Linked DNA regions of Homo sapiens: region 2 is linked to region 1. Evidence: chromatin loops called from intact Hi-C (ENCODE). Cell type or tissue: PC-9. All regions are shown on one strand. Links, peaks and the distances in the headings refer to the core of each region. The heading gives the core; the rest is flanking DNA.

Evidence for each region. A loop is a pair of places that touch in the nucleus more often than their neighbours do. Peaks named below come from ENCODE experiments on the same cell type or tissue, not always from the same donor. Only the 100,000 strongest peaks of a DNase experiment are listed, where the experiment ranks them.
Region 2: it touches region 1 in a loop (14-fold over the local background); 3 of 110 quality-filtered maps call a loop at or near these places.

What each region holds. Positions count from the first base shown.
Region 1 is chr4:24,651,615-24,666,949 of GRCh38, reverse strand. LINC02473 (long intergenic non-protein coding RNA 2473) reads right to left here and starts at 7,050. Exons shown (of 2, transcript NR_183976.1): 1 at 6,907-7,050. It also overlaps the pseudogene ATP5MGP3. RefSeq lists an enhancer at 8,395-9,036. In PC-9, for the core only: no CTCF peak of the experiment used is centred there; DNase peaks (open chromatin) are centred at 7,559, 8,729, 9,839 and 10,739; H3K4me3 peaks cover 1,012 bases; H3K27ac peaks cover 3,594 bases.
Region 2 is chr4:24,745,140-24,760,474 of GRCh38, reverse strand. No RefSeq gene overlaps it. Among named protein-coding and RNA genes, the nearest start is that of SOD3, 43 kb to the left of the region's middle. RefSeq lists an enhancer at 12,382-12,927. In PC-9, for the core only: no CTCF peak of the experiment used is centred there; DNase peaks (open chromatin) are centred at 5,704 and 6,794; H3K27ac peaks cover 3,117 bases.

The DNA of each region.
Region 1 (15,335 bases), core at 4,389-12,388:
GTTGTGGGCTACTTCCAGGAGCATTAACTCTTGGGCAATTCCAGTTTGCCAAAGGTGCTCCCAGGGCCAGAACAAAAAGCCCCCAGGCAGAAAAATTTGGATAGTCACAAAAAGCAGCCTTTGGTGTGTTGAGGTGAGAGACGATAAGATATTAGGTGGGGCACTAACAGGCAGAGTATGTTTGGAAGGAGATGCACAAGGTAGTAGGGGTGGGGAAGAGGAAGGAGAGCTATTAATAAGACTGAAAGAGAGGCATTTTCACTATGACCTCTATTGTTCTTTTGGAATGTTGTGATGTGCATATATCACCCATTCTCAAAGTAAATAAAATAATATAGAGAAATTAAATTGAGCCCCTGCACAGATGCACGAGGGGTGGGTGGCTAACAAGCATGGCTCCAGGGCACCCGGGCACTACTGACATTGTGAGCCAGATAATTCTGCCTTGTGCATTGTGGCATGTTTGGCAGCATCCCTGGCCTCTGCCCACTAAATGCCAGTGTACTCCCTCCCGAGTTGTGATCATCAAAAATGTTTCCAGACATTGCCAAATGTCCCCTGATATGGGTATGGCAGGGCAAAATCACTTCTTACCCTGTTGAGAATCTCTGCTCTAGGGAACCTGATGAGGTTAGTTATATCCCTCCAGTAAACTGAGGCACAAGGTGGTCTAATGCAGCATATCCAGAGCTCTGCATGAAGCCTGTGTACATGGAGGGACCACCCAGTTTATCCCATAAAAGGAGTGGAGAAGCTGTTGGTGGCTCTCTCCCCTGCCCTTCGCTATGGGCTCCCCCTCCAAGTACATACCACCCCTCACCTCCCATGCACGTGATTAACACAACCGACAGGACACTTGGAGGCAGCAGGTCTTGCTCACATAGACACCATGCAGGTATTTCAAGACACTGTGGTATAATCTGCTGCCCAACAGCGTTTGGGGAAGCTTTGCGTCTGACCTTGGACACAGCTGAATCAAATATGGCTCCTGCCTGAAGTAGCTCCCAGCTTCAGGGAGAAGCCAAGCGTGAAAGGTGAGCCTTCACAGCAAAGGGCTAGTCAGGCACTAAGAGGCTGGGCCCTTTCTCCTCCACCCTCCTTCCCTTTCTTTGCTCCCCTCTCCATTCTGTCTGCCCTTGGGAGCACTTCTCACTCTCCCAAATTATGCTTTTCATTTTATTTACTTGTTTGTTATTTGCCAGCCTCTACTAGAAGTAGCTCAGATGGAAATTGGGATGGGTTCAGTCCTGTTCTTGCTGTTACCACAGCATCAAGAACAGCAATTGGCACAAAGGAGGTGGTCAATAAATGCCTATTCATTGAATGGATGAATGAATATTCTGGAATATTGGAGAAGGAGGAGTGAAAACATAAATGAGGATGAGGGAAAAGAGAAAGAACAAGGCAGGAACCAGGACAGGAGACACCTGGAAGTCTCCAGGCATAGCTTCTACTGCTGAGAACTGGAATAAGATGAAAGCTCCTCCCCAACAAGGAGAGGGGCTACCTTCCCACCATCTCTTCCTTACCTCTTGCCAGTTGCCTTCCAGAAGCTAGAGCTGGACTGCCATTTCCAGGGTGTAACACCATCAGAAGCTGGTGGTATCTCTGAAATGAACTGACTTCAGATGGATTTGCATGGCTTTGTGCCCCACTTACCAGGTCCTTGCAGCATCTGCCATTTTTGCAAACAGGCAGTGGGGAAAAAAGGAGTCTTTGTTTCATCGGAATGAAAGCCAGCTTTTCCTGAGGCTGTGTAGAATAGTTGTGATTGTTTGGATCACTGTTGAGCAATGCTCATGCTCCCTCCTTCTGTGGGCCAAGTATATCTCCCTGCTCCACAGATGTTGGGCTCAGCATCATAGCTTCTTTTGACCAATGGAATGCTAGCAGACACAATATGACTAGAGACCTTAAATGCACTCACCGATGAGGGCTTGGTTCTTACATTCTGGTATTCTCCCAAGGGAAGAGCATACCCTGCACAGCTACTGCCCTTTCAGAGTGAAAACACATGGAGTGGACTTGAACCCAACTCCCAGCCTAGACCCTATCCCACGGGAATCACAGCTTGAAGCAGAGGCATGCAACTGAGCCCAACTGGGATCACCCATACCACAGTCATCCTACAGAACCATAAGCATGAGAGTAAATTCTGGTTGTAAGCCACTGAGTTTCTACGTGGATTGTCAAGCAGCATTATGTGGCAATAGAGGATTGACTCCATATTATTCACATTATTAGCAATGCCTGGTCCAAAGTCAGGCATGAGCTGTAATAATGGCTCTTTCTCTATAGCTACACAGCTTTGGGCAAGTTAGCTAAACTTTTGAGCCTCAGTTTCTTAAACTATATATAAAAAAGTAATAATAGCATGACTTTCAGCACTGTTGTCAGGATTAAATGTGATCATCTATATAAAATGCTTAGCATAGCCTCTGGCCCAGAGTAAAGATTCTATAAATCAGAGATCACAAATTGGAAGTGTGTCTTCAAAAAATTCAATTAATTGTCTCTATTGGGATCAATTACCAACTGCCAACTGGGAAATTCTGTATTTTAAAAAATCCAGATTTATATCTTCTCTTGAAAAATCAGAAAATCTTGTGACACCGAGCCAGCATTCCTATACAGCAACAATGGATAGAGCCGGGGGTAGCATATCACTGTGTGTAGAGTAGAAAACCTGACCACAGGGGCTTAAATAAGTAAGGGGTTAATTTTCTTCTTGCAGCTAGATGTCCAGGGCTGGCAGTGAGGCTGAGCAATGCCAGCAGGGACCTAGGCTCCTCAGCCTTGCTGCTCTGCTGTCTTTAAGCATGAAGTGTTTGGTCCTCATGATCTCAAGATGGCTCCTGCACAGCAAGCTATGGCATCTGTGTTTCAGGCAGGAAAAGGAGGAGGGAATGGCAAAGGAGCAAAGGACAAAATCTCTCCTAGCAAGACTTTGCTTTTTTATACAAGAAAGGAAGACTTTCCAGGGACTTCCACTTATGTCTTACAGGTTAGAAGTGAGGCAGCCTGGGCAACATGGTGAAACCCCTTCTCTACAAAAAATTAAAAAATTAGCCAGGCCTGGTGACATGCACCTGTAATCTCACTCAGGAGGCTGAGGTGGAAGGATCGTTTGAGCTTGGGAGGCAGAGGTTGCAGTGAGCTGAGGTCGCACCACTGCACTCCAGCCTAGGAAACATAGCGAGACCTGGACACACACACACACACACACACACACACACACACACACAAAAGAAATAAGGGAGGGAGGAGGGAGAGCATCAGGAAAAATAGCTAATGCATACTGGGCTTAGTACTTAGGTGATGGGTGGATAGTTGCAGCAAACCACCATGGCACATGTTTACCTATGCAATAAACCTGCACATCCTTCACATGTGCCCCAGAACGCAATAAAATAATAAAATAAAATAAAATAAAATGAAACAAAATAAAATAAAATAAAATAAGGAAAGAAAAAACAGGAGAACAAAAAAGAAAGAAGGAGTTAGAAAGATGTTGAGTAACTCAAGCTAGAGTCTCTCAGTTTAGCAACTCTCCCAAGCCATTTACCTTCCCTCCATGGCCCCTGAGTTTGCCTGTGTTTGCAGCTCCTGCCATATGTGGTATCTGTTTTGATTACTCTCAGCTGAATCGGGCACAGTTTTGGAGTGCACTCTTCAGTCTCCCTTCTGGCTTAGCCCTTCTAAGCTCATGACAGAACTGAATGTCCAAGGTCCCCCACACCCCAGCTACTTTGCCACATTCTTTGCCTTTAGCCTCTCGTCTAGGGCAGGGGCAATAGACAGTGTGCTCAAAGAAGAAATGGGAAGTTTCTGGGCCACCTCTTAAAGATAGCTTTGAGCATACTAGCCATATTCTTGATGCAGCCTTGGCTAAAACTGAGAAAATACTTTTCCCTTCCACTCTCTTTGTCCTGTTTTTTTCCTTTAGATGGACATTGATAGTTTCATGCCATTTTTCAAGGCAGGCGACTGAAGTTCCAGGAGGTGACCTCTATTTACTACAATAAAATTAGTGATTTATAGAAAGTCAGAATTCTGCAATTCCCCAAACTCCCCTTTTATCCCTAACTACTGTGTCAACAAAGCACCCAGCATCCAGCCTGGTTCAAAGGTCTGAACTGTGTAGCAAAATAAATCATTTTAAAAATCCCAATAGTAGTGTATGGTGTGAGCATTCTTAACTTGAATTGAGTAAGGAGGAAGAGAGCAGATGCAGCCAACCTTGGCTGTGGTTTATTACTCAAGTTGATGTGGGGCAGAGAAGATTGGATATTTAATGTCAATGATACCGTGAGAGGGGGTGAAAAATTCCAAGTTCCACTAGAAAATAACAAGGTAAAATTTAGGTCCCATAAGCCCTAGCCTATTTTTTCTTTCCTCCCCCTCCCCGACTGTCACTCTCCCAGTTTTTTAACCTTCTTCCTTTCCTCTCTTCCTCCCTCCCTGCCTGCTGGTCTATTTCTGAGTCCACTGTTGAAGGCCTAGCAAATTTTTTAGTAGGGCCCTAATTTAAGTTCCTCATTGACATTCTAATATATGCAGAATGCCGATCCCAAACTCACTTATTCAAATGCACTGGATGTTGTGCTTTACATCACAATGTTCAAACCTAAATCTCTGGAGTGCACAGAGCTGCCCAGGGTCTGTGTGTGTGGGGGCGGGGGGGGGGGGGCGGGGAGGTGGGGTTTGCCTTGTTTTGACAAATTTGTGCATTAAAGGTGGTCACTGCTCCAGGCAGCTCAGGAATCCTGGAGAGGAAAGTCCTGTCCACGAGATAGGGGAGTAAGCTTGACGAGTCTGGCTGTTCAGTTACATCAGCTCACTGCAGTTTAGCAAATTAGTTTTGAGCTCCTATTACATTTAGGCGCAGTGCTTGGTGCTGGGGATACAAAGACTCACAAGGTATCATCCTCCCCTCAAGAACTCACCACCTAGAGGTGGGGATGGACCCCAAATAAATGATATGCCCTTCCAGAGGAGCTCTACATCTCCTAAGACCTGTGCTCCTTGAACTTTAATGTGCACACAAATTCCCTGTGGTTCCAGTGAAATGTCAGTTTAGATTCATTAGGTGAGGGTGGGCTCTGAGATTCTGCAGGTCTGATGAGCTCCTGGGTGATGCCCAGGCTGCTGGCCAGGGGCCACACTTTGCCCATTCTAAGGTTGGGTGTCCGCTGTGAAGAGGCAGCCTAGAGGGCTGCTGAGTAAGAAAAGCCCCAGGGGCCAGGCATGGTGGCTCACACCTGTAATCCCAGCACTTTGGAAGGCCAAGGCGGGCAGATCACTTGAGGTCAGGAGTTCAAGACCAGCCTGACCAACATGGTGGAACCCTGTCTCTACTAAAAATACAAAAATTAGCCGGGCATGGTGGCGCATGCCTGTAATCTCAGCTACTCAGGAGGCTGAGGCAGGATTCAACCACTCGAACCTGGGAGGCGGAGGCTGCAGTGAGCTGAGATTGCTGTACTCCAGCCTGGGCAGCAGAGCCAGACTCGGTCTCCAGAAAAAGAAAGAAAAAAAAAAGCCCCAAGGAGCAAGTAGAGGCTGTGTCTTCAGAAGCTTGTGCACTTAAGAAGCATGTGCCTCCACTCAGAGTAAGGAGTGCAAACTCCTTTTCCAGGCTTTACCCATCTTCGTAAGGCCACCTGTCTCAGTGTCTGTGGCGTGTGAACCAGAGCAACTCCATCTTGAATAGGAGCTGGGTAAAATGAGGCTAAGGCCTACTGGGCTGCATTCCCAGATGGTTAAGGGATTCTAAGTTACGGGATGAGACAGGAGATACAAGACACAGGTCATAAAGACCTTGGTAATAAAACAAGTTGCAGTAAGAAACCACTGAAAACCCATCAAAACCAAGATGGTCATGAGAGTGACCGCTGGTCATCCTCACTACTACACTTCCACCAGCGCCATGACAGTTTATGGATGCCATGGCAATGTCAGGAACTTACCCTATATAGTCTAGAAAGGGGAGGCATGAATAATCCACTCATTGTTTAGCATATGATGGAAAAATAACCATAAAAATAGACAACCAGCAGCCCTCTGGGTGTTCTGTCTATAAAGCAGCCATTATTTTATTCCTTTATTTTCTTAATAAACTTGCTTTCACTTTTTTGTATGGCTCACCCTGAATTCTTTCTTGCACAAGATCCAAGAACCCTCTTTTAGGGTCTGGATCGGAACCCCTTTCCTGTAACAATGGCGTTGCCATAAACCAAAGGAGCATTTTTCGGCTGTAGCCTGAGTGATTTGACTGTTTCCGGAGGCAAATATTTGAAAATGAAACAGCAAACCAGTGCCTAGGGTTAGGGGAGAGTCAGTGCATTCTAATTATTAGGTCACCCTTCATTTCTCTTTTCTGTCTTCATTGGAAAAAGAAGGCCAGGTGCAGTGGCTCACGCCTATAATCCTACCACTTTGGGAGACCAAGGTCGGAAGATCACTTGAGCCCAGGAATTTGAAACCAACCTGGGCAGTACAGTGAGACCTTGTTTTACTTAAAAGAGAGAGAGAAAGAGAAAGGAAAAAGGAGTTTTTTTAGTGCCCTGCATATTCTGGAAGTCTCCATGGAGGCTCTTTTCTCCCTTGCTCCTTGTCTCTTAAAGGTTACTGTAGATGCTAGAGCCTGTTTTGTCCTTCTGAATCTCTATTTAGAAAACTTTTCCTTCTCATTTCTTGTAAAGGATCGTGTCAGGGACCCACCATGTGGAAAATCTTTGGAAGATCAATGAGTTCCCAGTCCACAAAGCTCCAAATGTGTGCTATTGTATCAGCTATCTATTGCCATAGCTGAGGCTGTATAACAAACAAGACCTCATAAGCAGTATACTTATTGCTCATGCATCTGGTGGTGGTCAGCTTGCAAATTCTGCTGGTTTCACTCACATATCTGAAGGTCATCCAGTTGTCAGAAGATCTAGGCTGGTCCTGGCTAGTCAACTGGAGAGACTGGGGCGCTGCTCTGGGTACTGTCTTCCAGCAGGCTCTCCCAGGCATGTTTTCACAGCAATGGTGGAGGCTCAGGAGTGCAAGCAGACACGTAGTGCTTTTTTCCAAGCTTACACTTGCATTATGTCTGCTAAAATCCCATTTGTCAAAGAAAGTCACATGGCTTGGCAGAGTCAGAGTTGGGAGTGTACTGCAAAGTTACTTCAGTAAAGGGCATGGATATGGGGAGGAGAGAAAAACTAGAGCCATGAATGCAATCCATCTACCACATCTTTCACATGCAACAGTGTAACTTTACACTTGTAGTTAAGCTGATCCAAGCAATATCTTTGCATACAGCAAACAGCTACCCTTCTCTGCTCCCAGAAAGACAACAGCTGCAGAAAGTCAAGAGCAAACAAAGGCATCTGAGAGGAGGGAGAGCAACAGTATTTACTGACAATGCTCTATTCATAATCCACATTTAATTCAAACTCAAAAGGATGCATTTACAATCTGCCAGGTTTTAACAGCCCCACCCTTTAAGTGGCATCTATGCAGCAGTAGAAATAGTAAGCTTTCTGCCTCCTTCAAAAGCAAGGGCCTGAGCTCACAAGGTAAACAAAGGGTAATGAAACAGCAAATGGCAGAGTGTCAAGTTGTTGGAAGGTGTCTAGCGGAATGCCATGGGGACACGGTTTCATTCTGGTCTCATTTAACATCCTCATTAATGATCTGGAAGAGGGAGTAAACAGCACCTTAATTATAATCACAAGTGATGCTAAATTAGGATTTCTTGCCTGCATCAAAAGAAGGGACTCTGAAAGGACCAAGTGGGAGATGGAATTCCAGCTTAAGAAAGGGAACTAGCACCAAGGAAAAACTATCACAGCATGGCTGGGCGCAGGAGCTCACACCTGTAATCCCAGCACTTTGGGAGGCCAAAGCAGGTGGATCAATTGAGGTCAGGAGTTTGAGACCAGCCTGGCCAACACAGTGAAAACCTGTCTCTACCAAAAAATACAAAAATTAGCTGGACATAGTGGCGCATGCCTGCAGTCCCAGCTACTTGGGAGGTTGAGGTGGGAGGATCACTTTAGCCTGGGAGGTGGAGATTGCAGTGAACCGAGATTGTGTGCCACTGCACTCCAGCCTGGGCGACAGAATGAGACCCTGAAAAAAAATAAAGAGAGAGAGAGAAAGAAAGAAGGAAAGAAAGAAAGAAAGAAAAAAGGAAAGAAAGAAAGGAAGGAAGGAAGGAAAAAAGAAAGAAAGAAAGAGAAAGAAAGAAAGAAAGAAAGAAAGAAAGAAAGAAAGAAAGAGAAAGAAAGAAAGAAAGAAAAAGAGAAAAAGAAAAAGGGAGACAGAAAGAGAAAAATATCACAGCACATGCAGCAAAGGAAAAAGTCACTTGTAAGCAATGAGGCCAAAGGGCAAGGAAGCTGCCTGAAATTCTTTCTGGGAAAACCCAGGGTATTTGCAAATAAACCTTTTGGTTTCAACCTTGTTTTCCCTTGGAAAAACCTTGTTTTTAAGGGAAAAGTTTACAGCAAGCAGGTGGTATCAAGAAGTTACAGGTAGACATTCAGCCGGCTGTTCGGGGTGACGAACTTTCCATTCCAGAACCATAGCCCAATTTGTCTGTAACTTTGCAGAAAAGGCCCGGGCACTGGTGAACGCTGCTGTGACTTATGCAAAGCCTGGATTGGCCACATTTTGGTACTACGCCAAGGTTGAGCTGGTTCCTCCCACCCCTGTTGAGATTCCCTAGAGCTAGTCAGAGCCTGAAAACAATAGTCAATAGTGCTCAGACTGGTAGCTTCAAACAGCTCACAGTTAAGGAAGCTGTGCTGAATGGTTTCGTGGTCGCTGAGGTGTGGATGTGGTTTTGTGTTTAGCCAAGTGAGGCGTGAATGGTTATAATGTTTAAAGACCAATCTTTTTTTTTTTTTTTTTTTTTTGACGGAGTCACTCTGTTGCCCAGGCTGGAGTGCAGTGTTGCAATCTTGGCTCATTGCAACTTCTGCCTCCCAGGTTCAAGCGATTATCCTGCCTCAGCCTCCCGAGCAGCTGGGACTACAGGCATGCGTGACCACGCCCAGCCAAATTTTGTATTTTTAGTGGAGACAGGGTTTCACCATATTGGCCAGGCTGATCTTGAACTCCTGTCCTCGTGATCCACCCACCTCAGCCTCTCAAAGTGCTGGGATTACAGGTGTGAGCCACCACACCTGGCTGAAAACCAGTCTTTAACATCTGATTATATGTGATTTATTATTTGAGCGTTCTTTGACCATGTGTGATCAGACAGCTATCTGAATAAAATAAGATTTGTCCAAAAAAAAAATATATATATAAAGGGCCAGGCGCCGTGGCTCACGCCTGTAATCCCAGCACTTTGGGAGGCCTAGGCGGGCAGATCATGAGGTCAGGAGATCGAGACCATCCTGGCTAACACAGTGAAACCCTGTCTTTACTAAAAATATAAAAAAATTGGCCAGGCGTGGTGGCGGGTGCCTGTAGTCCCAGCTACTCGGGAGGCTGAGGCAGGAGGATGGCGTGAACCCAGGAGGCGGAGTTTGCATTGAGTGGAGATCGCACCACTGTGCTCCAATCTGGGTGACAGAGCGAGACTCCGTCTCAAAAAAAAAAAAAAAAAAAAAGTAATAAATAAGCGTAAGCTGCAGCAGGAGAAGGGGAGAAACACAATGTAATTTGAAGTATAAGCCGGGGAGCAGGAGACGCTTGACATTTTTTCCTTCATATTTCCCTTCTCCCATGGGGACATAAGACCACAAGGGCGGGGATTTGTGTCGATTTGTTTTCTGCTACATCTGAAGCACCTTGAATTATGCCTGGCCCATAGGAGTTACTTAATAAATATTTGTTGAATGAGTGATAATGGAGTGTGACTTCTGAAGAAGGAATCAAAAGCAGCTTTCTAGCCAGGTATAGAGGTGTGAGCCTGTGGTCCCAGCTACTCAGGAGGCTGAGATGGGAAGATTGCCTTGAGCCCAGGAGTTCGAGTCCAGCCTGGTCCACATAGTGATACCCTGTCTCAAAACAAAACAAACAAAAACAAGATATTTCTCTTCATAAGGTGCAAACCAGTCAGAAGGCTGACTAAAAACCAAAGAAACAAAACAAAAACTGGGGGTGAGGAGAAAACACAGAAAATGAAAACCAGGCTGGGCGTGGTGGCTCACCCCCATAATCCCAGCACTTTGGGAGGCCGAGGCGGGTGGATCACCTGAGGCCAGGAGTTCCAGACCAGTCTGGCCAACATTGTGAAACTCCATCCCTACTAAATATACAAAAATTAGCCGGGCGTGGTGGTGCATGTCTGTAGTCCCAGCTACTCGGGAGGCTGATGAAGGAGGATTGCTTGAACCTAGGAGACGGAGGTTGCAGTGAGATGAGATCTCTGCACTCCAGCCTGGACAACAGAGCTAGACTCCATCTCAAAAAAAAAAAAAAAGAAAGAAAAAAAGAAAACCAATAAAATAAAACTCCCCAGAGAGCAGAGGCCCTATTGGTTTTATTACAGTGCAAACAGTTGTAGCAGTCATGGTGCTTAAAGATGCCTGGTACTGTTCTAAATACATTGCTTGTATTATTCTACTTTATCATCACAATAAAACTATGAGGTATGTTCTATCATTCCCTCATTTTATATTTGAGGTACAGAAAGGTTAAGTCTGTTTTTCCAAGATTCTATAGTGAGAGTGATGGAATTTAGAGAATTGAGAGGAAATCAACAAACACAGTCAAAACAGCACAGGCAACTCTTCCCAGCCTTCCCTTCAGTGAGACACGCCCCAGTGAGAACATGACACTGAAGAATTAACACTGCCCTTCGCCCTGACTGTGGCTAGGAGAAACCATCTGCAGTCTTCCTTTTTATTCTTTCATCCACCCCCCTCCTTTTTTTTTTTTTTTTTTTTTTTTGGAGACAAGAGTCTTGCTCTGTCGCTCAAGCTGGAGTGCAGTGGTGTGATCTTGGCTCACTGCAACCTCTGCCTCACGGGTTCAAGAGATTCTCCTGCCTCAGCCCCCTGAATACTTGGGATTACAGGCACGTGCCACCACACCCAGCTAATTTCTATATTTTTTATTAGAGACAGGGTTTCACCATGTTGACCAGTCTGGTCTCAAACTCCTGGCCTCAGGTGACCCACCCGCCTTGGCCTCCCAAAGTGCTGGGATTACAGGCGAGAGCCATTGTGCCCAGCCTCATCTCTTTTTCATGTAAGTAAAGATCTGGAAATGTATGTTTTGCATGTGCATCCTTCATTATGTTCTGTATATTACCGCATACCTCTGTCATTTGAATGTATTCAGAGTTGAATACATCAAACCACATATATTGTACTTCACAAGTGATTTAAGGAACTTTCAAGGAAAACGTTTTATAAGAATCATTTTTTTGTCCCATAGTTTGACTTTAGAACAAAAATTTCATTGTCCTATTTCCTCCTCCCATGAAACCACTCTCTGTTGCTTGGTGGGAAGGACTGAAGCTAAAGCGGAGAAAAGCTGTGGTTGGAGAGAAAATCCTGGAAGCATCAGGGAACTGTGGTTCCTGAAGCTGGTCCCCTGATTCTAAGTTTCTTGCCCAAATTACTAGCTTTTTTTTTTTTTGGCCTGTTAAGGTTTAGCTTCTGTCTTTTAACAACCAAAAAAAAAAACAAACAAACAAAAAAAAACAACTTTAATAATGTAATCAGCTTAGGGTCTGTTTAATTTTAAACAATCTGTGCTTTGGTTTTGGGATTCTAATGCTGATATTAATGGGGGATCAATTTAGTAGTATTCCGGGGACAATAGGAAACCATTGTTTCACCAACATGGTGAAACCCCGTCTCTACTAAAAATACAAAAAATGAGCCAGGTGTGGTGGAATGTGCCTGTAATCCCAGCTACTCAGGAGGCTGGGGCAGGAGAATCACTTGAACCCGAGAGATGGACCAGGTTGCAGTGAGCCGAGATGGCGCCACTGCACTGCAGCCTGGGTGACAGAGCGAGACTCCATCTCAAAAAAAAAAAAAAAAAAAAAGTTGCTCTCCAGAAATCCAGGTAACAACAGAAAAGCATTTTCCAAAGTTTGCTCCTGTTACAATAAGGTGACCATAAAATTTATCCTCCAAACTGATATACTTTGGGGAACAAAGGAGAATGCCTTTAGCAATTATGCAAGGACAAAGGACAAAACAGGACTGGAAGTCCTATGTAAAATGCGCCTCAGCAAAGGGGCTCCTAGGCCCAATAAGTTGGGAAGTCTACACATTATTCTTCCTTCGTTGAGAGTCACGACACCCATTCTATTAAGAGCCCTGAGTCCTATAGTAAAAAACTGTACTAAATGTCATCTAAACCAGCATTTCCCTAATGGATTTTATTATGAAATCTTTATTTTCAGTAACAATTACTAGCATCCAGGGACTCCCTGTTTCGAAGAACATACTTCAGAAAATGCTGGCCTTGCAATAGACACTGGGGAATACTAGATGGGGGAGGAAGGGACGGAGGGAAAGGGATAAGAATTGAAAACCTAACTGTTGCCTTTAACTATGTAACAAACCTGCACATCCTGCACATGTACCCTGGAACTTAAAATAATTTTTTTAAAAAAAAGACAAAACAGCCGGGCGCGGTGGCTCACGCCTGTAATCCCAGCACTTTGGGAGGCTGAGGTGGGCAGATCACGAGGTCAGGAGATGGAGACCATCCTGGCTAACACAGTGAAACCCCGTCTCTACTAAAAATACAAAAAAAATTAGCCGGGCGTGGTGGCGGGCGCCTGTAGTCCCAGCTACTCGGGAGGCTGAGGCAGGAGAATGGCGTGAACCCAGGAGGCGGAGCTTGCAGTGAGCCGAGATCGCGCCACTGCACTCCAACTTGGGCGACAAAGCGAGACTCCGTCTCAAAAAAAAAAAAAAAAAAAAAAAAAAAAAAGGCAAAACAAACAAACAGAAAGAAAACCTAATTGTTTGGTATTATGCTCAGTACTTGGGTGATGAGATTATTTGTACCCTAAACCTTAGCAACACACAATATACCCAGTTAATAAACCTGCACATGTACCCCGTGAATCCAACATAAGAGTTGAAAAAAAAAAAAAAGCAAATGTTAACCTTGAACCTGTCTTATTCAGACACAGCGTAACTTGCTACCTGCATTAATGACTTGAATGGAAGGCCGCCACAACAAAAAAATTTTCCCAGCAAGCTCCTACTTGATTGGAAGTTCTACTACTATTTCCTCCTTTAGAGACCTTTGAAAGAATATGCACATTATAACGGGGTTAGGCATTATGTCATCTGGAAGGAATAACTCATTAGCTAGCTAACATTAGCAGTAATTAGTTTATCTAAATAGCCATTTACCACCCAAGGATTCTGAGTGGAGAACAGGTCCCCCAGGAATTGCCTTCATAAGAAGAGTGGGGGCTGGGCACGATGGCTCATGCCTGTAATCGCAGCACTTTGGGAGGTCAGGAGTTCGAGACCAGCCTGGTCCAACATGGTGACACCCCATCTCTACTAAAAATACAAAAATTAGCCGGGTGTAGTGGTGGGTGCCTGTAATCCCAGATACTTGGGAGGCTGAGGCAGGAGAATCGCTTGAACCTGGGAGACAGAGATTGCAGTGAGCCGAGATTGCGCCACTGCACTCCAGCCTGGGCAAGAGAGAGAGACTCTGTCTCAAAAAAACTAACTAAATAAATAAATAAAAATAAGAGTGGGGAATAAAGAGTATGGAGTATGGGACACTGGCCTGGCCTGTGCAGTATCTTAGTGGTGGGTTCTCGATTAATATGGTTCCCAGAATTTGCTCCTTTGAGGGTCACTTCTCTTTGCCTGCTGCCTCATATCTCTACTTCTAAAAGATGTTGCCTCCCAGACAAACTAAAATTACTCACTAGGAGCTTTCGTGGCCTGACTGTCATCTATTTTCTGGCCTGCCCTTTACCCTTCTCATTCTGAGAATATTTCTTCCCAACTCCAAACATGAGGCCCTGGAAAGGGGTTCCCTGACCTTCTAACATTCAACTTTTGGACGTAGTGATTAGTCTAGGGATGTGTCGCTGGATGAAGTTGGACCAATCGGAGACATTCCCTGATATTTTTGACATTTGGATCAGGGTGAGTGAATCTCAGTCCCCCTTAGGTCACCAAAGCCATTAGATATGGGTATGAGAGCTGCCAGCAGCTATGTTTCCAGGAGAAAGCTGGCTGCTAAAGTTTGTATGTATCCCCCAAAGTTCATCTGTTGGAACTTGGTCCCCAGTGTGGTGGTACTGAGAGATAGGACCTCTAACAGGTGATTAGGTAGAGCCCTCATGAATGATTAATACTGTTGTAGAAGGAATGGGTTCTGCATAATAGTACAAATTTGGCTCCCTTTTTTCTCCCTTTCTGGCCCTCTCTTGCCCTTCTACTGTGTGATGCCTTCTAGCATGAGAAAATGCAACAAGAAGGCCCACACCAGATGCAGCCCCTCGATCATGGACTTCCCAGCCTCCAGAACTATGAGCCAAATACATTTCTTTTTCTTTTCCTTTCTTTCTTTTCTGAGACTGAGTCTTGCTCTGTCACCCAGGCTGGAGTGCAGCGGCGCAATCTCAGCTCACTGCAACCTCCACCTCCTGGGTTCAAGTGATTCCTCTGCCTCAGCCTCCCGAGTACCTGGGACTATGGGCACCCGCCACCACTCCAGGCTAATTTTTGTATCTTTGGTAGAGAGGGGGTTTCACCATGTTGGTCAGGCTGGTCTCGAACTCCTGACCTCAGGTGATCTGCCTGCCTCAGCCTCCCAAAGTGCTGGGATTAGAGGCATGAGCCACTGCGCCCAGCCATATGAGCCAAATAAATTAATGTTCATTATAAATTACCCAGTTTGTGGTATTCTGTTGTAGCAGCAAAGAACAAACTAAAACACTAGTCTTAGAGCAGGCTTTCTCAACTACTATTGACATTTTTAGTGAGATAATTCTTTGTTTTGGGAGGCTGTTCTATACATTGTGGGATAATTAGCAGCAGTTTTGGCCTCTACCTACTGAATGTCAGTAAGCACCTTTCCCCAAGTTGTGACAATCAAAAATGTCCCCCAGATATTGCCAAATGTCCCACGGGAGGTAAAATAGCTCTCCCTCTCTGGTTGAGAACCACTGGCCTGCAGCATGGAGCCCACACTCGGAGAAGAGCACAGGTGAGAAATGGGGAATAAGAGAATGCCCCAGTGACATTTAGGGCCCGGCTTCAGCTGTCGCTGAGACTCAGCACACCCCACTTATTTCTGTGGATTGATTTCATGAGCCAATTAACTCCAATTTTTCCCCTAAGCTAGCTCAAGTTGAATTTCTCTAGTTGCACACAAGAGTGTTA
Region 2 (15,335 bases), core at 3,290-11,289, 95 kb before region 1:
AGTCTCTCACTTGTCAACTATTTGATCTCTCTTCTAAGGCTTTATTCGTGTATCTTGCTTCATTTGTCAGAGCTCCTACACATGGTTCTGCAAATTTTTACAAAACTCCTAAAATAAATAAATGCTAAAAATATACATAGCCGTTTTATAAATAGGGTTTGTATTATATCAATTTCAAAATAGAAAATGCATATTTATTACTACAGGTTACAACTTGTGAAAGAATCACTACATTTAATTTTTAAAAGAGTAGGTGAACAAAACCTTAACCAAACACAAAATTCTTACAGCTTTCACCTGCCTGTCACTCGTCAGTGTCAGTATTTATAAACGAACAGTGTTAGTCCTCACAATTATACATACTTTGACTAAAATTACAAAATGAAAGCCCACTTCTAGGTGACATTATAGAAAACGAATTTAAGTATTTTATATAGAGTCATATGGAATTAAAATATATCTGCTTGTAGCTTCTGCCTGTTGATCCTTGATCTGTCACTGGAGATAGAGAGAACAAATGCTATCCTTCTTCCACATCTCGTTTCTGTAGATTTTGAAAATAGCTATGTTACTTCCCATTCTCTATTATTTCTACCCCCTTATTTTGTCCTCTGCAAATTAAATGCTCCTTCCAGTGTTCATTACATGGCAGCTGAAGTCAATTCACCATCTTTATTGTTCTCCTCTAAATGTGTTCTTGATAGTCTCTAGCACAAAAAATGTGTGATGTCTAAAATGAAGATATAACTTTGAGTGCTCTAAGAAGGGTGAAACAGAGGAGAACTATCAACTTGCCTGTTTAATATAATATACCTCTATTACTGCTATTTAATAATACAGATTGCTTGTTTATCAGCCACATTCTGCTGCTGGCCCACATCAAACAAAACCCAAAATTGTTTTTACATCTGATGTTGATAAGCAAGCCATTGCTACCCAATACTCCCTTGAATAGTTCTTTCAACGATGGCCTTCTAGAGACATTCCCCCCAACTTCCTGTCCCTCCAGAAAAGACTATCAGTAGCCAGTTCTCACCATGCCATGTTCTCAGGACCAGTCCAAATCCCGTGTCATACAGGCCAGGTCAGCCTTCGTAACCACTGCTGACTATTTACCAGCAGACTTGAAAACTTGATGTTTAACAAGAGTGACAACAACAAAAAAAGTGTGCCGTCTATGTGGAAATCTGGTGACAATGATTTGTTATTATTACTGCTATTCCCAGCCCAGATGGTTCTCCAGATGAAATGGATAAAAATTGGATCCTCTTTGTGACTGGTGACAGGTGCAGACTTGGCCCCTCCAGTGGGATTTCATCAGGCACACAACATACCGCCGGCATAGGAGCGTCCCACAGGTGCACGTGTGTTGCAGCAATCCCAAAAACTGTCAAGTGAATAATTGGCCTCTTATCTGGAGTCTTTAGAAGATTCCCTTCTGCACATCCTTTGAAAAGCTGTATCAGTCAGATTCTTTGTTTGCCAGCAACAGAAACAGGCTCTGGCTAACTTGAGAAGGAAAGGTATTTATTGGACAGACATGGGGGTCCTTCTAGAATTGATGAAAGGCCACAGAACCAGGCTTTGTACATGATGAGAACCAGAGGAGCCCTAGAAGCAGAGGTAGCTGAGATAATTTAGAATCCAGTCAGGGTACTGCTAAAATGAATGAAGTATAACACTTTATTTTCAGTTTTTGTATCACTCCTATCAAGATTTAAAATTTGGGACAAGAGTGTTTGATGGCTCAGCTATGTCTTAGGTGTATTTCCTGGCAAAAAGAAAAAGGGTGGGGTCTCTGGTTGGCAGTCCTAGCAAAGCAGCACACAAAAGAGCAATAACAACAAAATTATATTGAAGAGATGAAACTTTGACAAAGGTAGAGAAAGGAACTCAGCAAATTCTTCACTGAAGAAACAACTGAACAAAATTGTCAAAAAACAACTTTGAGACACTGAAAATTGACCAAAGGCATGCAAAAAATTTAGAATAGTTTATTCAAATAAACCTACTGACACTGGGCCAATGACACTGGGACTCTGATGTTTTAACCTGGGGCTGCACCCCTCATCCCCTCAATTCCATCAGTGTAGTAGATCTACCAGGTCAGGGTATACTGTGAAAACCAATAGCTTTTCTGCCAGAGAAGACTGACTTGATTTGAAATGAATATGGAAAATATCCCATGCCCTCAGACATCATGGAAAAGAGTAGTTGATTCACAATAGTGATTTCATTAGCAAACAAATGGGGAAGGCCAATGTTGCAGTTAGTCTGTGGTTATAATATTGGTTAGGATAAGCAACAGATCAGAAGCATAGCCAGAAATTTGACAGGGAGCTCTAAGTAACTAGACAGCCACAGTGAGACTTGTTAAGCTCCAAAATATCCCTAAAGGTCTGAAAGGCTGTGGTTATGTGCAAGGCTGACTGCATGTGCAGAAAAGACTGAAGAGGACACTAGCTATGTACACATGGCTGGCTGAATGTGAGATCTTGTGTACATGCAAAGAAAGCACAAAGTCTCCATAGAAGGTAAGAGCAGGGACAGAACTGTAAACTGCCTGAAATTTAAATGTGTTCTGCAATCCATATAGTGATCCATCAGCAAAGAGTAGAAGCTTTACTGACTTGATGTGTTTGAGCACAACCTCTGATCAGTTAGTAAGCTATGCTGAATCAAGGGTTAACAATAGTAATTAAAATTTAGGAAAAAAGTAAGAACAAAAAAGAAACTTTAGCAGAGATATCACAGCCACATATTATAGTAGAGAGACTTTATAGAGTAAGTCCAGGAAAGTCAATACACAATCAAAATCAGCAGTAACAACTCCTAGAGAGAGGGTGAGAATTTACAGTTGCTAAAATATACTATTTAAAATTTCTGATTTCCAAAAAGAATGTTGTAAGACATCAAAAGAAACAGGAAAGTAGAAAAAGCTCAGGGGAAAAGTCAATAGAAATTGTCTCTTAGAAGTCTTCTAAGATGTCAGACTTCACAGAAAAAAATTTCAAAGCAGCTAGTAAAATTATGTTCAAAAGCTAAAGAAAATTATATTTTATAAGTTAAGGGAAATTATAATGACAATGACTCATCAAATAGAGAATATCAACACACAGGGTTTATATTTTAAGAAGAACCAAATGGAAAACTAGAGTTGAAAAATAAAGTAAGTAAAATGGAAAGTACACTAAAGGGGCTCAACACCAGATCTGAGATGCCATAATAAAAAATCAGTGAACTTGAAGATAAATCAATAAAAATTATCCAATCTGAAAAAAGAAAAAAATGAAGAAAATTGAACAGATTCTCAAACAGCTGTGGAACTCCATCAAGCATAACAACATTCATGTAATGGGAATCCTGGAACAAGAGAAGTGGGGAAAAGGGCATAAAAATATTTGAAAAAATAATTGCCAAAAACTTTCCAAATTTGATAAGAGACATTAATCTACACATTTAAGAAGCTCCATTAACTCCAAGTATGATAAGAACAAATAGATCTACATTTAGATACACAATATATAAACTGTTGAAAGCTAAAGACAAGCTTGAAAACAGCAAGAGAAAAATAACTCGTCATGTACAGCGGGACAATACAATTAACAGCTGACTCCTTATCAGAAACAGAGGAGGCCAGAAGACAGTGGGAGGACATACTGAAGGTGCTGGGGGAGAAACATCTGACCACAAGAAATTAAATTAGATGTCCTCAACAGAGAAAATTGGGAAATTCACAAATATTTGAAAATTAACAATCCACTTCAAAATAACCAATGAGTCAAAGAAAAAATCACAAAGGAAGTTGAAAAATGTGTTTAAGTAAATGAAAATGAAAACACAACATATCAAAAATTTATTAAGTACAGCTAAAGCAGTACCAACAGGAAAATTTATAGCTTTAAATGCCTATGTTAGTAGAAAAAGAAAGATCTCAGATCAATACTTAAGCTTTCATCTTAAGAAACAAGAATGAAGGATGAAAGTAAACCCAAAGCATGCAAAGAAAGGAAATAATAAAAATTACAGTAAAAATCAGTGAAATAGAAACAAAATAATCCTGAAAAATCAATGAAACGAAAAATTTGCTCCATGGAAAAAATCAGTAGAATTGGCAAATTGTTAACTAGACTGACTAGGGGAAAAAAGAGACAGACACAAATGACAAAAATCAGGACTGAAAGAGGGGAATATCACTACCTATCCTACAGAAATTAAAATAATTAGAAGGGATTAGTGTCAACAATGTTATGGAAACAAATTAGGTAACTTAAATGTAACTTAAATGAAACTAAAGGATGCACATTATCAAATGGACTCAAGAAGAAATAAAAACATATGAATAGACCTATAACAAGAAAAGAAATTGAATTTAAAATCTCTTCACAAAGAAAACCCCAGAGACAGATAGCTTTATTGGTGAATTCTATCAAATATTTAAATAATAAAAATACAAATCCTTCCAGAAAATGTAGAATGGAAACACTTTCCAAAGAATTCTATGAAGCAAGCATTACCCTGATGCTAGTCAAACATATTACAGGGAAATAAAACTACAGACTAATAGTCACATGAATATAGATAAAAAACTCCTCAACAAAATATTAGTAAAATGAATCCAGAAACATATAAAAAGAATTATATACCATGACTGAGTGGGGTTTATCTCAGTATTGCAAGACTGGTTTAATATCTGAACATTAATTAGTGTAATGCACTATATTAATAGAATAAAGGACAAAAGCTACACAATTATCTCAACACATACATAAAAAGCATTTAACAAAATCCGGCACTCATTCAAGTAAAACATTTTCAACAAACTAGGAATAGAAAGGAACTTTTCAACCTGATAAAGGGCATCTATAAAAATCTTACAGCTAATATCATATTTAATAGTGAAAGATCTAGTGCTCTCCCCTCAAGATCAGGAACAAAGCAAGATGTCTCTCACCACTTTCTACTTAACATTGTGGCTAGAGGTTCTAGCTAGTAAAGTAAGAAAAATATTTTTCATTGAAATGGTTCCGATTAGAAAGGAAGAATAAAATGGTCTTTATTTAAAAATTACATGATCGTATGGGGAGAAAATCCTAAGGAATCCACTCCAATTATTTTTAAACTACTAGAATGAATATATGAGTACAGCAAGTTGCAGGACAGAAGATCAATATATAAAAATCAATTGTATTTCTACATAATAATACACATAACAATCTACAAAATGAAAATAAAATTTCCTTCACAATAGCATCAAAAAGACTAGAGTATTTTGAAATAAGCTTACCAATAAAGTGCAAGACTTGCACACTGAAAATTACAAAGCATTGCTGAGAGAAAATAAGAAAGATTTTAATACATGAAGAGACATTCTATGTTCTTGGATCAGAAGACCCAATATTGTTAAGGAGTCACACATCTCCATGCAAATCTACAGATTCAACACAATCCCTATAAAAATGCCAGAGTACTTTTCAGAAATTGACACGCTTATCTTAAAATGTATATGAAAAAGCAAAGGTCCCAGAATGGCCAGAACAATTTCAAAAAAGAACAATGTGGGAGAACTTTCACTTCAAAACTTATTACAAGCCTCTCTCTGTTGCTGCTTCTCTTCAGGAATTCCCTTGCTCTACTTCCTTCCTAGATGATGACCTCAGAGCCATAAACTTCGGGTTTCATCCTGTAAGGGACTCCCTTCTTAGGCCACCCTGTCTAGACACCACCCAATAAAGCTTGTTATGTATTACTGCATCTCGTGGTCATATCTTTTTCCTTGATCAGCCTCCAAAACCTTTGAAACTCTTATGATAACACAAATGACCCTTTAAAACATCATCAGAAGCAGGAAGCCAGACACAAAAGATTATGTATCGCATGATTTCATTTGTATGAAATGTTCAGAAAAGATATATATGTACAGACAGAAAACAGATTAACACTTGCATGATGTTGGGTGTGTGAGTGGGGATTGACTTCAGATAAACATGAGGAACATTTCTGGGGTGCTGGAAATGCTGAATTTTGGTGACGGTCCCACAACTCTAACATTTACAAAAATCATTGAATCGTACCTTTAAAACAGGTGAAGTTTCTGGCATATAAATTTTATCTCATGAAGTGGTTTAAACATTATAGTTGAGTGATGATTCCAAAAGAAAGAGGCCAGGCATGGCGGCTCACACCTGTAATCCCAGCACTTTGGGAGGCCAAGGCAGGCAGATTATTTGAGGTCAGGAGTTCGAGACCAGCCTGGACAACATGATGAAACCCTGTCTCTACTAAAAAACACAAAAATTAGCCATGTGTGGTGGTGCATATCTATAATCCCAGCTACTAGGGAGGCTGAGGCAGGAGACTCGCTTGAACCCAGGAGGCAGATGTTGCAGTCATCCGAGATCGTGCCACTGCACTCCAGCCTGGGTGACAGAGCGAGACTCTGTCCCAAAAAAAAAAAAAAAGAAAGAAAGAAAGAAAGAAAAAGAAAGAGAAAAAGAAGAATTAATAATGGGTATCAAAACACAGTAAATGCCCAAAGCACTTTGTGCCTCAAGCTGTTGTTGATTCCTGCTGTCATTGTTGGAAGTTAAGTGTATATAGAGTCATGCATGACTTCTATAGAGCTACGGTGCTATCTTTCTCATTGCTCATCAATGTAAGTTTCAGTTCTCTGCCTTCTGGGCATAGTGTGATTGTACTTGCTGGGTCCCAGTGGTTGATGCAACCATGTGACTGCTTCTGACTAATCAGTTGTGGGTCACTTCTGGGATCAGACTTGCCAGTGGAAGGAGCTCCAGGGTATTCCTTTTGACTGTCATGGTGACTGGCAATGTTCCATATGACTGAGACTCTGACAACCCCTAGTCAACCTTGATGGACAAGTAATGCAGGTAAAATAAATATTTGCTGTGTTATGCCCCTGAGACTTGGAGGATATTTGTCATCAGAGAATAATTTAGTCTCCTGACTGATACAAGGCAGCCTTATTGGAACCCAGTATTTTTTGGTCTGAATCTTAGTCATATCAATTGTCACTAATGGTTGTAGCACCATTTACAGAGCAACTGCTATGTCTCATATGCTCTGCAAGGTACCTGACTTATCCCTAATTCTCATAGCACCACTTCTGAGTAGAAATTACTTTTTCATTTTACAGATGAAAAAACTGAGCCTCAGGAAGTCTCAGTAATCTGAGTAAGAAGATATAAGCCTGTCAGTTGCTAATATGAAATGCGCTTATTTATTCAACAAATATTTGCTGTTACTTATTACCTACTGATCGTATATGCTGGGCACCAGGACTATGATGGTGAGCAAGACAATCACAGTTCCTCCTTTGCAGGGTTCAGATGCCACAGCCCTCCCCTAGAGATTCATTCAGTTATTTGAGGAGTGGACTCTGGAATCAATGCTTTCCAAAAGCTCCCGGGTAATTACACTGAGCATCAAGGGTATAAGTCACTGGTTTGGAGTCCAGCAGGCCCAGTTCTTTTGACTCCAAACCCAAAATGTCCAGTCTCATCGCAAAACCTCTCACTTTTATAGATCCTGTGCCAGGTTTGACTGGGCCGAAGCCATCAGCTCATGTCCTCTCCTCATGTCCTCTCATAGACTTCGTCATAATCATCTTTGTACCCTCAGCTGTCTCCCTCTCTTTCTCTGCTGGAGGTGTCTGTGTTACAACAGAATGTTTGAGCTGGGCAAGATCCTAGTTATAAAGATCAGTGGTTTTCTAATGTTTTCAAGCTATTAATGCCTCTTTTTTCCAAAACAAATTCTTATAAAAGCACAATATATGATGCAGATATTGAAAAAGACCTGAATAGAATTAGGAGTGGGATCCAAAGGTTGTTTTTGCTCTTTTTCCTTCTCACCTGCGCAGCTTTCTCCAGAATTCCTAGAGCTCTGAAGGACATAGTTTGAAAACTACCAACATAGCCCTATGATCCCATGGAAGCCACTGGCATAGCCCTACTCCCCCATGAAAACCTCTAGTGTAGCCCTGCTATCCCATGAGAACCACTGGCGTAGCCCTACTCCCCCATGAAAACCACTGGTGTAGCCCTACTCCCCCATGAAAACCACTGACATAGCCCTACTCCCCCATGAGAACCACTGGCGTAGCCCTACTCCCTCATGAAAACCACTGACATAGCCCTACTTCCCCATGAGAACCACTGGCATAGCCCTACTCCCTCATGAAAACCACTGACATAGCCCTACTCCCCCATGAAAATCACTGGTGTAGCCCTACTCCCCCGTGAGAATGACTGGCATAGCTCTACTCCCTCATGAGAATGACTGGCATAGCCCTACTCCCCCATGGACACCATTGGCATAGCCCTACTACCCCATGAAAATCACTGGTGTAGCCCTACTGTCTCATGAGAATGACTAGCATAGCCCTACTCCCTCATGAGAATGACTGGCATAGCCCTACTCCCTCATCCTGTGGGCAGAGCAACTGAGCCCAAGAGAAAGAAGGACTTCCCCAGGACTCCACTACTTCATCAGTGTCAGACACTGGGGCATCTTCTCACTCCCTATCTAGTGCTTATGCCACTACAACACAGAGCCTCCCACACCATGTTCCTCGTAGCACCAATGTTCTTCTAGAATCTGAAAATATCCAACCAAGCAATAGCAGGACCAATCAGAAAAGGCCCTTTGGAGGAAGGAGTGGCTGAGCTGAGGCCTGGAGAATGAGTTGGTGTTAGGCAGGCCAAGGGAGGCAGCTTGTATTCTAGCTCAAGGAAGCTGTCTGTGCAAAGGCCCTGAGGTGAGACAGACAGTGGTAACTTTAGCAGCTGACAAGTCTAACCAAGTCTTAAGAGATGAAGCTGAAATTACTACCAGGGGCCAGATCATGAATGACATGCTACGGAGTTTGAACTTGGCCTTTGTCCTAAAAGCAATGAGAATAACCTGGAGAAATTATATATTACAGAGTCTCACTCTGGGTCTGGTGAGGAGGGTAGTTTAAGTTAACAAAGAGTTGACACAGACAGCACAGTTCAGCTGCTGTGATAACACATAAGGGGAAGCTTAGTACCAGGGCAGTGAAGGCATGGGCAGACTGAATAGGGAGGCAATATTGGCGGGGCCTGATGAATGATCAAGTCGGGAGGATGACAGAAAGGAAAACACCAAGGATGGAGGCTGGGTTTATCTCGTGGGCATTTGGGTTGATCATGATGCCTTTCACTGTGACAAGGAACAGAGGAGCAGGAGCCTGGAGTGAAGAAGGTATGAGAGCCATCCATCAATCAGACGCACTTGTCTCTAAAAATCAGGAAACTCAATCCCAAATGGCTGAGACGATAAGGGTTTGCACTATCTCATATTACAAGAAGTTTAGAGGAAGGGGAGTTTCCAAGCTGGTTAATTCAGGAGCTCAACAAATGTATCAAACACCCAGGTTCTCCTGACTCTGTGCTGTCACCCTCAGTGTATCTGTGGGCACACCTCATGGTAGCAGGATGGCACAGCAGCCCAAGGAGTGACACTGTCACACATTGAATCAATTTCCTAGGGCTGCCCTAACAAAGTGCCACAAACTGGGAGCTTAAGACAATAGAAATGCATAGTCTCACAGTTCTGGAAGCCAGAAATCCAAAATCAAGGTGTTGGCAGGGTTGGTTTCTTCTAAAGGTTCTGAGGGAGGATCTGTTCCATGCCTTTCCCTTAGCGTCCAGTGTAGTGTAACACTTGGTGTTCGTTCCTTGTCTTACAGCTGCAGAATTCCAATCTCTTCTTCCATCATCAAATGACACTCTCTCCATGTCCGTATCTTATAAGGGCACCAGTCATATTCGATTAAGGGCCCACTCTACGCCAGTACGACCTCATCTTAACTAATTACATCTACAATGAAGTCATTCCCAAACAAGGGCACATTCTGAGGCACCAGGGTTAGAATCACAGTATATCTTTTTGGGGGGACATGATTCAATCCACAAGCCACACCAAGTTAGAATGGGGATATGATGGTTCATTTTCTGTGTCAACTTGACTGGGCCACAGGGTGATATTTGGTCAAAGGTTATTCTGGGTGTTTCTGTGTGGGTATTTTTGGATGAGATTAACATGTGATTCAGTAGACTGAGTAAAGCATATTGCCCTTCTTAATGTGGGTGGGCCTCGGCCAATCAGTTGAAGGCCAGAATAGAGCAAAAAGGCTGCCCTTCCCATCGAGTAAGAGAGCATTCTTCCTGCCTGACTGCCTTCCAACTGGGACATTGGCTTTTGTCCTGCCTTCAGGAAACACGAGTTCTTCCTGGGTCTACAGCCTATCAACCTTTCAACTGGAATTTACACTGTCAGTTTTCCTCACTCTCAGATCTTTGTGTTTGGGCAGGAATTAAATCATTGGCTCTCCTGGGTCTCCAGCTTGTAGATCTTTCGACCTGCCAGCCTGCTTAATACATAATAGCATGAGCCAATTCCTTATGATAACTTTCTCTCTGGCTCTCTCTCTCTCTCTCTCTCTCTCCACACACAGACACACACACACACACAGAGTGATGGTTAATACTGAATGTGAACTTGATTGGATTGAAAGATGCAGAGTATTAATCCTCAGTGTGTCCATGAGGGTGTTGCCAAAGGAGATTAACATTTGAGTCAGTGGGCTGGGAAAGGCAGACCCACCCTTAATCTGGATGGGCACCACCTAATCAGCTGCCAGCAAATAATAAAGCAGCCAGAAAAGCATGAAAAAGTTAGACTGACCTAGCCTCCCAGACTACATCTTTCTCCTGTGCTGGATGCTTCCTGCCCTTGAACATCAGACTCCAGGTTCTTCAGTTTTGGAACTCTCTCTGACTCTTCTTGTTCCTCAGACTACAGATGGTGTATTTGTGGGACCTTGTGATCGTGTGAGTTATTATTTAATAAACTCTCCTTTATATATATCTATATATCTATTCCATTAATTCTGTTCCTCTAGAGAACCCTAATACACACACACACACACACACACACACACACACACACACACCCCTCTTATTGGTTTTATTTCTCTGGAGAACCCTGACTGATACAGGGGTACTAGCTCTTCTTATTATCACTTTTACCCTTTTTTTTTTAGAGCTAAGAAGCCTTACTCAGAAGCTCTATTCTCATTGGCCAAATTTGGTGAATGAGGCTAAAATGATTGCCTTAGACCAACCTGAATTAATCCAAGCGACTCAGGGGAGACGTGGCTACTGGAACAAAATTAAGAATCCAGCATGGAAGAATGAGGAAAGGCCTGCCAGTGTCAGCTGCAGCAGAGGGCAGAGGAGTTCACGGCCAAGCACGCCTAGGTCAGGACCCAAGCATACAGGCACAGCAGATAGGAGTTGGCCAGAGACCAACAAACTCAAGTCGAGGATCCAGTCCAGCGAAACATTTCCTGGTGTATCTTTCTCAAGGCCAGGACTCATCCCAGCAAATGAGTCTGCTGGAATCTCTAAGTGTGTGGAAATGGGAAGGTGCTGAAGGCAGACCCTGTCATCCAATCTTAACAGGAAGAAATATTTCCCCGGCTACGGAAATGTAGAGATGTTGGAGATTTTGCCCACTTGTGTCCCATGACTCATTCTTACCCTTCAGATGAATCTGAAGATGCTGCTGCCCTTCAGCGAGTCCTCAGTGGCAGACACATCATCCGTCCCTGAGAGGCAGGCTGTGAACATCCATTATCACAGAAAGTAAGTCCATCTCCACACACTGGGTGTGGCAAAGAACTGCAAACATGGGGTCCCTTCTCTTCCGGCACTTATACTCTACTCCAAATCCCAAAACATAAGCCTATAATTAACATCGCTCCTCTCTATAAGGAATACCTTCTAAATGCAGGATGACCTGACACGTCCGTTGCCATTTCTTTCTCACAACAACATAGCGGGTTATCTTTATAGTTATTCCCATTTTGCAGGTGAGGAAATGGAAGCTCAAAAATATTCCCTCCGTGTTCAATTTACATGAGTGGCAGAGTTGGGACTCACACTCAGCTGTGATACCAAAGCCTGTATTCTCACCCACAGTATCTGTGGGGACAAATAATGTCTATTGGAGTTTCAGAAAGAGAGAAATGTTTGCAGATGGGATAGGGGTAAAGAGCACAGATTTCCTGAAAGGACAGTAGTTTAATGAAGCTCACCTTGAACGATGAATTGAATTTATTCTACACTTGCTTTCCTTTCTCAGTGTGAGACAGTGAGACACAGTAGGAGCAATGAATCTCCCAAGGTCATGCCACAAGTCACTGGCCAAGCCTGGCCTGTCACTCAAAGCTCTGAATTCCCAGCTCACTGAACTCAGCGGTTGAAGCCACCATGGTGGGGCTGCGTCAAAATAAGTCTGGAATAAAACACCCACCTACAATGTTTCCCCTTCTTCGACTTTTCCCCACTGTGTCCCCTGTCTTCTCCACAAACAACCTTCTTATGACCCTTCCCACTGATCCATAAACTGTCCCAGGAAATGCCAGGATCTGAACATCATATTGGCCATGAGGGACTCGGTCAACTTCTTTGCCTTCTGGCTGTTTTAAATAAACAAAGGGCAGTTCACAAGTTATTAGTAAATACCAAGGCTTAGTTTATTGTATAAAACTTCAATCCAACAAATAAATGAGCCATCAAGTTTGAATTTATGTAGCATTCAAAACACATTAAAGCCATTTGACCATGACAAAGGCCTTTCCTGCTTTGAATGATGAAGCCAGTACTGCAAATACCCTTTGGATGAGACATTAAGTGAGGTCCTTTCAGTTGGTCTCTGGGGACTGTCAAGGTGGAAAGTAAAGATTCTGAAACTCTGCTAAAGAATTATTTGGGGAAAATCCCATCCTGGCTGATATCGCCTTTCTCAAAAAACAAACCTACAAACAAAAACAAATTTAAAAAAGGGTTTGTAAACCTATAACAGTCAGAAGAATTAGTCACTCATCTAGCTGACCACTCTTATGCCCTTATTTCCCTTAAGATATCCCGGAGAGACACCAGGGAACACATGGGTTCTCACGAAGGGATGCTGGTAGCTTATTCTATGAGGCTCCAGCTTCTATTGTGGCCTGTCTGTGAGCAGTTTCTCCATCTGCAAATTGGCTGTAATACCTCAAAGGGCATGATGAGCAATGAAGAGATAATACAGGAAAAAGCATTTTTTTAATTCCAAAGTGCTGTTCAAATAAAAACTGTCATTATTAATAATATGTAAAGATAAGGCTGGGCCTGGTGGCTCAAGTCTGTAATCCCAGCACTTTGGGAGGCTGAGGCAGGCAGATCACCAGGTCACAAGTTCGAGACCACCCTGGCCAACATGGCGAAATCCCATCTCTACTAAAAATTCAAACAGTAGCCGGGCGTGGTGGTGGGTGCCTGTAATCCCAGCTACTTGGGAGGCTGAGGCAGGAGAATCACTTGAACCTGGGAGGCAGAGGTTGCAGTGAACTGAGATTGTGCCATTGCACTCCAGCCTAGGCAACAAGAGCAAGATTCCGTCTCAAAAAAGAAAAAAAAAGTAAGGATAATAGTCAGTCTCACCTTCTCCATTTTAGTTTGCTTTCTTTTGCTATAGGCAATAGAAAGTTTCTCATTTCTGTGGCTGTTTCTACTTTTGCAAGGAGCCCTTGGGGCTTGCAGCTGCTATTAATGATTATGGGAGTCTTGGGATTTGACACATTGGAGTTAAGCTCCCTCTGCAAGGCCTGAGCCTCTGCATAAGCAGGCAAGTTTTAGGCAGGCATCCCCTGGAGATGTAGAGTGCCTAGAAGGAATTCTATTTGTGTGGCCTCCTTCCCAATGCACCCCCCAAGCCCAACCCAAATGAAGATCAAAGACAACATTGAAAGTATCCCCTCCACAAAACACCAAAAAAGTAGAAATCCAATTAGTCTTAGTAGGAGGGGTTGAGAAGGGAATATGTATTCAACAAACAGTAGCTGTAATCCCAGCTAGTAGGGAGGATGAGGCAGGAGAATTGCTTGAACCCAGGAGGTGGAGGTTGCAGTGAGACAAGATCCTGCCACTGCACTCCAGCCTGGGTGACAGAGTGAGACTTCATCTCAAAAAAAAAGGTTGCTTTGAAGGTTAAAGTTCAAGTGAGATGATGAGGGTAAAGCCTCCAGTATAACATCTGGAAACTACTAAGTATTTGCTACAGACTGAATATTTGTGTCCCATCCAAAATTCATATACCAAAACTTAACCCCCAATGTGATGGTATTAGGATGTAGGGCCTCTGGGAATGATAAGGTCATAAGGTGACTAAGCCCCTGAATGGGATTAGTACCTGTATTAGTCCATTTTCACACTGCTGATAAAGACATAACCAAGACTGGGCAATTTACAAAAGAAAGAGGTTTAATGGACTCACAGTTTCACATGACTAGGAGGCCTCACAATCATGGCAGAAGGTGAAAGACACATCTCACATAGCGGCAGACAAGAGAAGAGTACTTGTGCAGGGAAACTCCCCTTTACAAAGCTATCAGATCCCATGAGACTTATTCACTATCACAAGAATAGCATGGGAAAGACCCAGCCCCCCATGATTCAGTTATCTCCCACTCTGTCCCTCCCACAACATGTGGGAATTGTGGGAGCTACAATTCAAGATGAGATTTGGATGGGGACACAGCCGAACCATATTAGTACCCTTATAAAAGGGACCCCAGAGAGCTCCCTCACTTTTCTCACCATGGGAGGACACAGGGACAAGACAGCCACCTATGAACCTCCTTCAAAAGGAAGCCAGCCCTCATCAGACACTGAATCTGCTGGCATCTTGATCTTGGACTTTGCAGCCTCCAGAAATGTGAGAACAATTTCTGGTGTTTATAAGCCACCTAGTCAATGGTATTCTGTTGTAGCAACCCCAAGAGACTGAGACAGAATTGAATATATGATAGCTATTTCTCCTACTACTATTATTATACCATGGTGGGATCTCAGAGAACAGAATCCTGCTCTGGCAGAAGGCACTGAGGAAAGCCATGCAGATTATCAGTATATTCAGGGAAGGTCCCACGTCCTAATGGAAAGACACAGCTGAGCAAGTTCCTGAGGCTGCCTATGAAAAGACAGGCAGATCTTTCGGCTAAACCACAAGATTCCTGGGTGTGTGTGTCCATCCAACCAACAACATATTTTTAAACACATCACGTGTACCTGGCACTGAGTATAAAGTGGTGAACAGATGTAGCTCTGCTCCTGTGAAGCTATAGGTGAGGAGGATGGAAAAAGTTAACACAAACACATAAGCAAATAAATATGTAATCACAAATTGAGAAAAGCTGAATGAGCGTAATGTATAGAGTGCTGTGCTACAGAATAATCTAGGAGGTA